2 separate regions of the Homo sapiens genome follow, and region 2 is linked to region 1. Evidence: chromatin contacts called from ENCODE Hi-C or POLR2A ChIA-PET data. All regions are on one chromosome and are shown on one strand. Each heading gives the region's core, a stretch centred on a gene start or an enhancer-like site at or near the end of the contact. The rest is flanking DNA. Distances are from core to core; before and after follow the strand shown. Region 1 holds the start of ZNF831 (zinc finger protein 831). Region 2 overlaps LOC107985382 (a long non-coding RNA gene).

Region 1 (5,921 bases), core at 1,144-3,643:
CCACCACACCCGGCTAATTTTTTGTATTTTTAGTAGAAATGGGGTTTCACCATGTTGGCCAGGCTAGTCTCAAACTCCTGGCCTCAAGTGATCCGCCTGCCTTGGCCTCCCAAAGTGCTGGGATTACAGGCATGGGATTACATGTTGCTGCATGGATACATGATTTTATTATTTTTATGGCTTTGTATATTCCGTGGTGTATATATGCCACTTTTTCTTCATCCAGTCTACCGTTGACAGGCACCCAGGTTGATTCCATGCCTTTGCTATTTGTGAATAGTGCTGTGATAAACATACGAGTGCAGGTGTCTTTTTGGTAGAATGATTTATCTTCCTTTGGGTAGATACCCAGTAATGAGATTGCTGGGTCGAATGGTAGTTCTACTTTTAGTCCTTTAAGAAATATCCAAACTGTTTTCCACAGGGGTTGAACTAATTTACATTCCCACCAACAATGTGTGAGTGTTCCCTTTTTTTTCTGCAACCTCACCAACATCTGTTATTTTTTGACTTTTTAGTCATAGCCATTCTGACTGCTGTGAGATGGTATCTCATTGTGGTTTTGATTTGCATTTCTCTGATAATCAGAGATGATGAGCATTTTTAAAATATGCTTGTTGGCTGCTTGCATGTCTTCTTTTGAGAAGTGTCTCTTCATGACCTTTGCTCACTTTTTAATGGTTTTGTTGTTGTTTGTTTAAGTTCCTTATAGATTCTGAATATTAGACCTCTGTTGGCTGCATAGTTTGCAAATCGTTTCTCCCATTCCATAGGTTGTCTGTTTACATTGTTGATTATTTCTTTTGCTACATAGAAACACTTTGGTTTAATTAGGTACCAGTTGTCAATATTTATTTTTGTTGCATTTGCTTTTGAGGACTTAGTCTTAAATTCTTTGTCTAGGCTGACATTCAGAAGAGTATTTCCTTGGTTTTCTTGTAGGATTTTTATAGTTTGAAGTCTTACATTTAAGTATTTAATTCATTTTGGGTTAATTTTTGTATATATTGAGAGGTAAGAGTCCAGTTTCATTCTGGAATTAGAGTGGCACTAATCACTCTATTCAACATTCTTCTGCATATGGTTAGCTAGTTTCCCCAGCACCATTTATTGAATAGGGGGTCCTTTCTTTCACTGTTTATTTTTGTTGACTTTGTTGAAAATCAGTTGGTTTTAGGTGTGCAGCTTTATTTCTGGGTTCTCTATTCTGTTCCATTGGTCTGTGTGTCTATTTTTATACCAATACCATGCTGTGTTGGTTATTGTGGCCTTGTAGTATAGTTTGAAGTCAGATAATGTGATGCCTCTGGCTTTGTTATTTTTGCTTAGGATTGCTTTGGCTATTCGGGCTCCTTTTTGGTTCCATATGAATTCTGGAATAGTTTTTTTCTAATTCTGTGAAAAATGACATTGGTAATTTGATAGGAATAGTGTTGAATTGCTTTGAGCAGTATGGACATTTTAATGATATTGAGTCTTATAATCCATGAGCATGGAGTGTTTTATCATTTGTTTGTTTTCTTTCAGTAGTATTTTGTAGTTCTCCTTGTAGAGATCTTTCACCTCCTTGGTTAGATGTATTCCTAGGTGTGTGTGTGTGTGTGTGTGTGTGTGTGTGTGTGTGTTGCTATTGTAAATGGGATTGTGTTCTTGATTTGGCTCTCGGCTTGAACATTACTGGTGTATAGAAATGCTACTGATTTTTGTACATTGATTTTTGTATCCTTAAACTACTGAAGTCATTCATTGGGTCTAGGAGTCTTTTGGTGGCAACTTTAGGGTTTTCTAGATATAGAATCATATCATCAGTGAAGAGAGATAACTTGACTTCCTCTTTTCCTATTTGGATGCCTTTTATTTCTTTCTCTTGCCTGATTGCTCTGGCTAGGATTTTCAGTACTATGTTGAATAGAGTGATCAGTGCCATATCTTAAAAATAAAACCTAATTCAAACAAATCCATGTTGAACAAAATATCACCATTTTACATAAAGACAGCATCGCAGAAATCTTTCACTGGGACCTCCCACCATAGTCAATTGCAGTGGAAATGCTCATTCTGGGCCCTCAGGAACCTCTGGGGTTACATGTGGAGGTTCTGCAAACACTTGTTCCATCCACATCTCCAGGAAAACGACCACCTAGGCTCTAATTCTTAAACTTGCCTGCACAGAACAACCTCATCTCTAATGCAATGTTTTTTTGCACACCTACATTTCTGGGCAGCAAGCTCTTTATAGGTTGTTAGGTCAATAGTAACAATTACTAAAGAGCTGAGCGGTGGCTCTTTTTTTTTTTTTTTCGTGTCTGCTTCTATCTCTTCCTGTTTTCTAAGGGTTGCTACCGTGACGTTAGGTAATGTATAGGAAATAATTTACTTCCTATTTCTGGGCCATACCAAGTTTTATCTCTGCTTGAGTCTCTTCCAGGTTGCTTGAAATGGTGCTTTTCTCAGTTAAACGTGGACTTGACATAAAGGCCAAGCCACAGGAGGCTGCCCTCTTTTATTTTATTTTATTTTCTAAGGCTCAGGGAGCATCTCTCCGTTCTCTGAGATGCTGCCTGCAGAGTAGGAACTGGGAGAGAACACTAAAATGCCCTCTCAGCAAAGAGTAGCGAGCTCCCTACAGAGAGTGAGAGCACGGGCTCTTGAGCTCATCTCTTCTCTGTGGGGCCAGCCCAGTGGTCCTTTCTGGACCTGTGGGTGTCTTCTCTGGGCAACCAGATCATTGTGTTTGAATCAGAGCATCATTGGCTGAAAACACTCCACTGTTTATAAAGGTATGTAACATGCTCCATGACATAAGCATATATAAAATGTCAGTTAAAAAAAAACTCTTTTACTCTATGTTCTTAATGATATATTTATCTTCAAGCACGCAGTTAAAGGGAAAATGCTACGTAAAACTGTGTGTGACCCAGTTCAAGTAATTCTCTCATGTGCTTAATACTGCTGTTGCTTTTGTCAAAATATTTACTACAATTCAAAATGGCTGTCAGAAACCAGGTCCACAATCCATGTTCTACTAAACAGAAAAACATTTATAAGAAAATTTATTGCTTTATAAACTGTTTTTTTTCCCAGTGATGAACCTAATTAAACTGAAAGTGTGAATTGGTTAGAACATATTAGCCCAAGTATGTGTGGTATATATATACACATATATATGTATGTTTTATTAGGCCAAGTTTTTTATTTGTATATAATATAATTGAAATATCAAGGTATTTGATAGAGCTACTATTTATAGCAATTCTACTGATCAGCCACCCAAGGGTAGCATTTTTCAATGAGATTTACAAGGGCCAATAGTCCATGTATTTATACACATATCTGACTTCCCAGTATCCAAAATAGCAAAGAGCTGGAGGCTATCTCAGATCAGCCATGGAAGCCATGCTCTGAGAGGTAACGTGTTTCTCCTTTCCCGTAGCAAATCTTTCTGTAAGAATGAAACCAGAGATGTTATCTACCAAAATGCAACGAGGGACAGGATGCAACTTAGAAAAATGGTAACATTAGCTGACTGGGAAAAACAGAATCAACGTCAGGGCCAGTTTAAAATAATATGCCTTTTAACCACCCTCGCTTTATTGCCCCAGCTAAGAGCAAGTATTTAGGACCATAGGCTAATATTAATCAGAGAGAACACTTAGGTTCTGTGGCAATGTTGGGGTCTGTGAGATTTGCTTCCTTAGCTGTGCTTCCGCTGGGAAGCTGGGGAGGGTTGGTCCTGAAGGAGGAGTGCCATGTGAGCAGGGTTACCCAAAAGCACCTGCCTAGGGGAAATGGGCTCACTATCAGGCGCCGTGGAGTTACCAGCTAGAGAGACTTTTCTCCTGGTAGAGACCATGAACATCATGTAAGCAGAGAACCAAGACTGTAAAAGGGAGGTAGGGTAGGCTGTTTGGTTAGGGGAGTGGGGCAGGAACAGACACAGGGAGAGTCTACCACGTCTGGACAAATCACATCTATGGTTTTATCCAATCCTTTGAACAAATGAACATGAGCCCCACTTTTCAGATAAGGAAAACACAGCATGGAGAGTTTAAGTGACTTATTCCAGGTTACAGGGTTTATAGGTAGCAGAGCAAAGGTTCAAAGACAGGTCTTATCTCCAGGGTCTGGGAACTTTACCCACCATGCTGCCTGTCTGGGTGTGGCATGGCAGGGAAGGCTGAGTTATGCTGGAAGGTCACACTCAGGGATTTCTGCAGAGTGACTTTGGGGCATAGGTAGGAAGCTTGTTCTCAGTACTGGCTTGTTACCAAGTGAGAGATCTTTGTATGTTTTCATTGCTTTCCTTGTAGTTCCTTTTTTTTTCTTCTTTTTTTCTTTTTTGGAGCTGTAATCTCGCTCTGTCACCCAGGTTGGAGTGCAGTGGCATGATCAGCTCACTACAACCTCTACCTTCTGGGTTAAAGCGATTCTTCTGCCTCAGCCTCCTGAGTAGCTGGGATTATAGGTGCTCACCACCACAACTGGCTAATTTTTTTGTATTTTTAGTAGAGAAGGGGTTTCGCCATTTTGGCTAGGCTGGTCTCTAACGCTTGACCTCAGGTGATCTATCTGCCTCGGCCTCCCAAAGTGCTGAGATTACAGGCGTGAGCTACCACACCCAGCCCCTTGTAGTTTCTTTATGATCACTTTGTATTCATAGCAATGTTGGAGCTTTTCCAGATATGGTAAATGGTAGTGATGTCAATTTTCCTTTGAATATATAAGGGTACATAAGAAAAAGTGAGTTGATATAAAGAAAATGAAAGGAAAATGGTCTGTGCAGAGTCGGTGTTTCTCCAAGGGTAGGCTGTGGTACTCGTGGCTAGGGTCGGTTCTAGATACACTATGGATGCTGCAGTAAATAACATTGACTCACACACTGGGAAGGTTGTTCCTGTTTTGATTCTATTTACGTATTTATTACTTTCATAAATTAGCCTCTTTGTTTTGAGAACATTGCAGATTCACCTGCAGTTGTAAGAAAAAAATACAGAGAGATCCCATGTGTTTTTTACCCAGTTTCCTCCAATAGCAACATCTTGCAAATCACAATCAAAATATTGACAGTGATATAGTCAAGATACAGAACATTTCTGTCACCGCAAGGATGCGTCGTGGACACCCCAAATCCCTCCTGCTCTCCTCCTCTCTCTCTCCCCCCCAACCCCTTAACCCCAAGCAATCACTAGTCTGTCCTCCAGTTTTATAATTTGTCATTTCAAGAATGTTATATGAATGGAATCATTCAGTGTGGTGTGTAGCCTTTGGGGACTGACTTTTTTCATTCAGCATAATTCTCTAGAGATTCATCCAAATGTTTCATGTGTCAACGGTATGCTTCTTTTTATTGCTCAGTAGTGTTCTGTGATATGGATGTACCACAGTTGGTTTAAATATTCATTGTTGAAGGGCATCTGGGCTGATGCCAATTTTTGACTATTACAAATAAAGCTTTAGAAACATTCATGTACAAGCTTTTGTGTGAACGTAAGTTTTCATTGTGAAATAAATGCCCAGGAGTGCAGTTGCTGGGTTGAATAATAGTCCCATGTTTGATTTGTTAAGAAATGGCCACCCTTTTTTCCAGAATGGCTGTGCCACTTCACATCCACACCGAAATGGATCCTGGCAACGTGGGCAGTGTTTCCAGATCCTCGCCAGCATTTGCTGTTTCACTATTTTTTATTCTAGCCATTCTGACAGGTGTGAAGTGATATTTTATTGTGGCTTTAATTTATATTTCCCAGGTGGCTAAAGATGTTGAACACCTTTTCGTGTGCTTATCTGCTGGCTGTATACCGTTTTTGGTGATAACTTGCTTCATGTGTTTGCACACTTTCTAATTGGATTGTTGTTGGTTTTTTTTTAACTGTTAAATTTTCATAGTTCTGTATAGATTTTAAATATAAGTCCCTTGTCAG
Region 2 (5,663 bases), core at 564-3,063, 220 kb before region 1:
GTGTATACCCAGGAGAAAGGAAAACACAAATTCACACAAAAACTTGTACTCCAGCGTTTATGTTATTCATAATAGCCCAAAGTGGAAACAATCCAAATGTCTATCCACTGGTTAACAAACTGTGTTAAAAATGTATACAATAGAATACTACTCAGCCAAAAAGATGAAATACTGATACATGCCACAACACACTAAGCCTTGAAAGCACCATGCTAAGCGAAAGAAGCTGGACCCAAAAGTCAATGCATTGTATGATTTCATCTATGTGAAATGCCTAGAAGAGGCAAATTCATAGAGACAGAAAACAGATTGCTGGAGGAAGAAAAAATGGGAAGTGACAGCTAATGAGAACAGGATTTTTTTTTTTTTTGGAGTGATAAGAATGTTCTGGAACTGGATAATGGTGATGGTTGTACAACCTTGTGCATATACTACAAGCACTGAATTGTGTACTTAAAAAATGTATTCTATAATATGTGAATTACTTCTCAATAAAATTAGTAGCATATTATACATATGCCTTGCCTTTTTCCCTTATCATCATCTAGAGGCCAATTAAAAGGGGACGAGACATGCAATATGAAATACAGTGGTGGCTTCTGTGAGCACTGGCCAAATTAAAAATGATAGTAACCCAAATCTAAAAATGCTTGCCTCAAAAAAGGGAATATTGGCTGGGCAAGGTGGCTCACGTCTATAATCCCAGCACTTTGGGAGGCCAATGTAGGTGGATCACTTGAGGTCAGGAGTTTGAGACCAGCCTGGCCAACATGGTGAAACCCCGTCTCTACTAAAAATACAAAATTTAGCCAGGTGTGGTGGCAGGTGCCTGTAATCCCAGCTACTCGGGAGGCTGAGGCTGGACAATCACTTGAACCTGGGAGGCAGAGGTTGCCTGAGATTGCGCCACTGCACTTTAGCCTGGGCAACAGAGTGAAACTGTGTATCCAAAAAAAAAAAAGGGAAAGAAAAAGAAAAAAAAAAGGGGATATTCAAGTCTTTCTACAACTAAGTTTTTAAAAACTCTGTAACTGGTTATAAGTAGGCTGAAAACTGAACCCATCCGAGACTGAACCTGCAGCTTGTATATTAACACAGTTGAATTCACAGTCTACAGTACTTTTTTCTTTTTTTTTTTTTTTTCTGAGACGGAGTCTCGCTCTGTCACCCAGGCTGGAGTGCAGTGGCGCAATCTCAGCTCACTGCAACCTCTGCTGCCTGGGTTCACGTGATTCTCCTGTCTCAGCCTCCCGAGTAGTTGGGATTACAGGTGCCCGCCACCAGGCCTGGCTAATTTTTGTATTTTTAGTAGAGACGGGGTTTCACCATCTTGGTCAGGCTGGTCTCGAACTCCTGGCCTCATGATCCAACCGCCTCGGCCTCCCAAAGTGCTGGGATTACAGGCATGGGCCACCATGCCTGGCCTACAGTACTTTTAACCAAAAGTGAGGGCAATGGTTGAGAAAGAAAGAAAGCCCGACAAGATGGAACTGGAATAAAAATATCCAGAAATATTCCGAGACTCCCCCGGTCCTACCACTCTACAACACTCCACTGTGCCTCTCCTCCCTTAGGAAGAGTCCTCGCCCTTTGAGGGAAAATAACCACGCTCTCATGCCCTGCTACTACACATTTTTACCTGGCTGGTAACCAGAATTGAAACTCAACCAGGCCTGGGAGTGAAATGCATTATTATGGAAGGAGAATGAAGAATTGCTTCTTGAAGGAAGAGCATGGCTGCACCAATATGTATAGTCATACTGTAAATAAAAACAAAAACAAAGCAAACAAAAGATATGTATAGTCATCATGAGAAGGGACTTAAGGTCCCCAGGCATAGAGGGTGGCGTTTATTTCTCACCTGGAATGAAGTTATTGATTTAGGTGCATTCTTTCAGGGGGTGTGGGCAGCTGCTTTAGCAGTTTGCTGCTTTGGCTAATGTTCTGAATGCTGCTCTGTGCAAAATGACATGGCAAAGCCAGAGACACTTTGGCATAAGACAGAGAAAGAATTCAAAGACTTCAGGAGACAGGAATGCCGCACTGGAACTGCAGTGGGTTTCCCCCTTACCAGCTCCTCCCGCCTCCATGTGGCTCCCGTGAGGGCTGGAAGGCTCTCCACTCACCTTGGCCTTGAGAAACGGATTGGTGAGGAATATGGCAGTCTTTCAAATGGGCTTTCACTGGCTGTTCTCCTGGCCTGGGGATATTGGTGGTACAGGCTGGAGTTGCCTTGCTGATCTCAATGGGAATGAGAGGAGCCGGCGTTGGCTTGGTCCACGTGGCCACAGTTACCTGCCAGAAGCCAAGGAGGCCGGGTAATCATAATAGGCAACAAGGCAGGTGTGCTTATTAGGTTCACAACATGGTTGGTGCAAGGCCCAGAGATCTTTAGTTGTGGTTAATTAGAGGGTTCCCAGGAATTATAGTGACAGGTGCTCCATCCTTTTGTATGCAACCATAAAATAAAAATAGAATAAAATAGACGGGGCTCGGTGGCTCACACCTGTAATCCCAGCACTTTGGGTGGCCGAGGCGGGCGGATCACCTGAGGTCAGGAGTTCGAGACCAGCCTGGCCAACATGGTAAAGCCCTGTCTCTACTAAAAATACAAAAAGTAGCCGGGCGTGGTGGCAGGAGCCTGTAGTCCCAGTTACTCAGGAGGCTGAGGCAGAAGAATCGCTTGAACTTGGGAGGCAGAGGTTGCAGTGAGCTGAGATCGTGCCACTGCACTCCAACCTGAGTGACAGAGTGAGACTCTGTCTCAAAAAAAAAAAAAAAAAAAAAAGAATAAAATAAGTCCAGGTCTAATGAAAATCAAGACATAAGGAAGTCAAGAACTGGTATCTAATTCTGTACGCTGGGTCACTTCATTGATCCAGAGTCTCTCGTCTAGAGACCGGAGACCATAAGTAACATGGTCTAGGTAGCCTTGAGACCCACATAATCACCAAGGCAACCTGGAAGGCTTCTTCCTCACATTTCCCCAAAGAGAAATGTGCCCTGGGAGAAAGAACATACCAAAACCTTTGGTCTACTGGATACTGGATCAAATCTAAGTAATGCGAATTATTGGGATCCTAGGAACCTCGACATCACCATGGTCTGCCCTTTGGAGTGAGGTCTATGTGGATCCAGAGATGGAGTGGGGATCGAGTCCACCAATAGCAAGCCCACCCCGAGGGTCTTTTCTGTCCAGATGTAGATAGATAGATGGATCTCCTCAGAATCAGGCATCATCACCTATTGGCTTGTTAAGGCCTGGAGTAAATGCCACCATGGTGGGCAGGGCCAAAAACGAGACACTGGAACTTCCTCTTTCCTCCAAAATAGCAACCAAAAGCATTGTTACCTCTAAAAAATGTTTTAAGTACACATTTCAGTGGTTGTAGTATATTGTAGATAGTCCCAAACATCAAACACTTGGAAAGGGTGTGCTTGGTGACCCCTGTGACATCCCCACTGAATCTGCAATTCAGCTGCTGCACAGGGTGCCAGTTGAATTAGCCTTAGCTTAATCAGGTGGTTTTCCAAGTGTCGATCCCAACCCAACTCCCATTTTCCTCTCACTAGGAAAAATCAATACAATGCCTGGAAACTGTTATGCACTTTTTTTTTTTTTGAGACGGAGTCTCTCTCTGTCACCCAGGCTGGAGTGCAGTTGAGTGACCCCAGCTCACTGCAACCTCCGCCTCCCAGGTTCAAGCGATTCTCCTGTCCCAGCCTCCCGAGTAGCTGGAATTACAGGCGTGCACCACCATGCCCGGCTAGTTTTTGTATTTTTAGTGAGACAGGGTTTCACCATGTTGGCCAGGCTGGTCTCGAACTCCTAACCTCCAGTGATCCGCCTGCCTTGGCCTCCCAAAGTGCTGGGATTACAAGCATGAACCACTGCACTTAGCCTGGTATGCACTTTTTTTTTTTTTTTGAGACAGAGTCTTTCCCTGTTGCCCAGACTGGAATGTAGTTGCGTGATCCTGGCTCACTGCAACCTCTGCCTCCTGGGTTCAAGCGATCCTCAGCCTCCTGAGTAGATGGGACTACAGGCATGTGCCACCACACCCAGCTAATTTTTGTATTTTTAGTAAAGATGGGGTTCTGCCATGTTGGCCAGGCTGGTCTTGAACTCCTGGCCTCAAGTGATCCTCCCACTTTGGCCTCCCAAAATGCTGGGATTACAGTCATGAGCCACCGTGCCTGGCCCTGGTATATACACTTTTGATTGTGCAAACGCATTTTTCTCCATCATGAAAGAGAAAATACCAGATGATGTTTCCTTTTACTCCTTTACAGTTCTTCTCAGATTCCTCTCTCCTTTTGGAACATACATTGTTCCCAGTGAAATGGAACATTGCACGTAACAGCTAATTGGTCTATTACATTAAAAGCAACACGTTGATAGACTAGGAAAAAAAGAGGAACAGTTATCTTGAAGATACATATATATTATATATCCATATAATATACGGTTGGTACAAAAGTAATTGCAGTTTTTGCATTGTTGAAATTTGCCGTTGGATATTGGAATACCTTCTTCTTTTAACAACATAATGGGTTTATATTTAATATAGTACTTATCAGGAGGGTGTTGCTAAGTTAATGTAAAGTTTTTTTCTTAACATTAAATCTCTTTTCCATGTCAACGTCTATAGTTTTTTTTAACATTAATTTTTTTCTGCATTTCAGTATTAGATACACTGAATACATTTTTCGAAATGTTTTTTCTCCAGAGAAAAAAGTTTCCCTTTTTGGCTGACTCTCTTATATCTAAATACAATATTAACTTGGGAGACAACAAAACAAAAATCTAATAAAAAGATGGAGAAAACTCCCCAACGATTCGGGAGGCAGTGATTATAACCGAACATTGGTGATTTCCTAAGATTCTGGGCAAGAACTTCCTTCTTCCTATTTCACATTCTTTGAGAATTCTAAAACTATGAAATATTACTTATGTAAATTTCAGCTATCTTACTTCTTTGACCTCCTTTCTAACTAGCAAATACAAATGATAGGCTGCATTTTTCTGTGCATTATTTGTTGTAAAGAAAACATATTTTTTTCAATTCATATATGTATGTCTGTTCCCATTTCATGGAAACAACGAAAAATGTAAAACTCCCTTATTTACTGATTCTTGGAAACTTTCAGACCCCAAAGCTCAGGTTTAGCCTCTATAGCACAAAGGTTTTCAGGGTGAGGTTTGACTCAGTAGGCCTTTCACACTCACATCTGTCCATTTCTTTTTCGTGCATATACTCCCGAGCAGCACAAATGCCTGTAATGCTGAGAACCACACCTAACAAGAGGGCGACTGCATCACCGGCTTCTACTGCTTCCACAACAGGCAGCACCAAAAGCAGTGACATGAGGACTAAGGACAACTGTGTTGAAACTGAGGTCATGATGTTGGAATCTTGAGGGCTGAAGGTTCCAAAGAAATGGTGTATATAGAATTCTATCTGACTTGAAATTTTCCCTTCCTGGAGCTCCGGATGCTGAGATTAAGAGGTTCCACGTGACACTACCTTCCAGGAAGCAGCCATTACAGGACTGCAATACATTCTTAAATGTGGTTATGTCATACATCATCTTAATGAGCATTTCTCTCTGTACTTATTTATTTTTGCTAATGACTTATTACTTGCTGTTTATTTTTTTCT

What was found. Hi-C counts contacts between places; a loop is a spot of excess contacts on that map. ChIA-PET counts read pairs that join two places held with the same protein, here RNA polymerase II (POLR2A). Pooled maps may share reads with other maps.
Region 2: a pooled map shows a loop between it and region 1 (2.9-fold over the local background). The contact joins the enhancer-like site here to the promoter of ZNF831 in region 1. A Hi-C loop is called at or near these places in 1 of 50 pooled maps. POLR2A ChIA-PET finds 5 or more read pairs at or near these places in 2 of 52 experiments (CD4-positive, alpha-beta T cell and activated CD4-positive, alpha-beta T cell).

What each region holds. Positions count from the first base shown.
Region 1 is chr20:59,161,428-59,167,348 of GRCh38, forward strand. It overlaps ZNF831 (zinc finger protein 831), which reads left to right and starts at 2,394. Exons shown (of 6, transcript NM_178457.3): 1 at 2,394-2,780.
Region 2 is chr20:58,942,863-58,948,525 of GRCh38, forward strand. It overlaps LOC107985382 (a long non-coding RNA gene), which reads right to left. Exons shown (of 4, transcript XR_001754727.2): 4 at 2,084-2,295. It also overlaps the pseudogene LOC112268264. Among named protein-coding and RNA genes, the nearest start is that of NELFCD, 36 kb to the right of the region's middle. Within about 2 kb of position 1,814, at least 2 of the 41 ENCODE cell types and tissues checked have a DNase peak (open chromatin) inside an H3K27ac peak, as active enhancers do.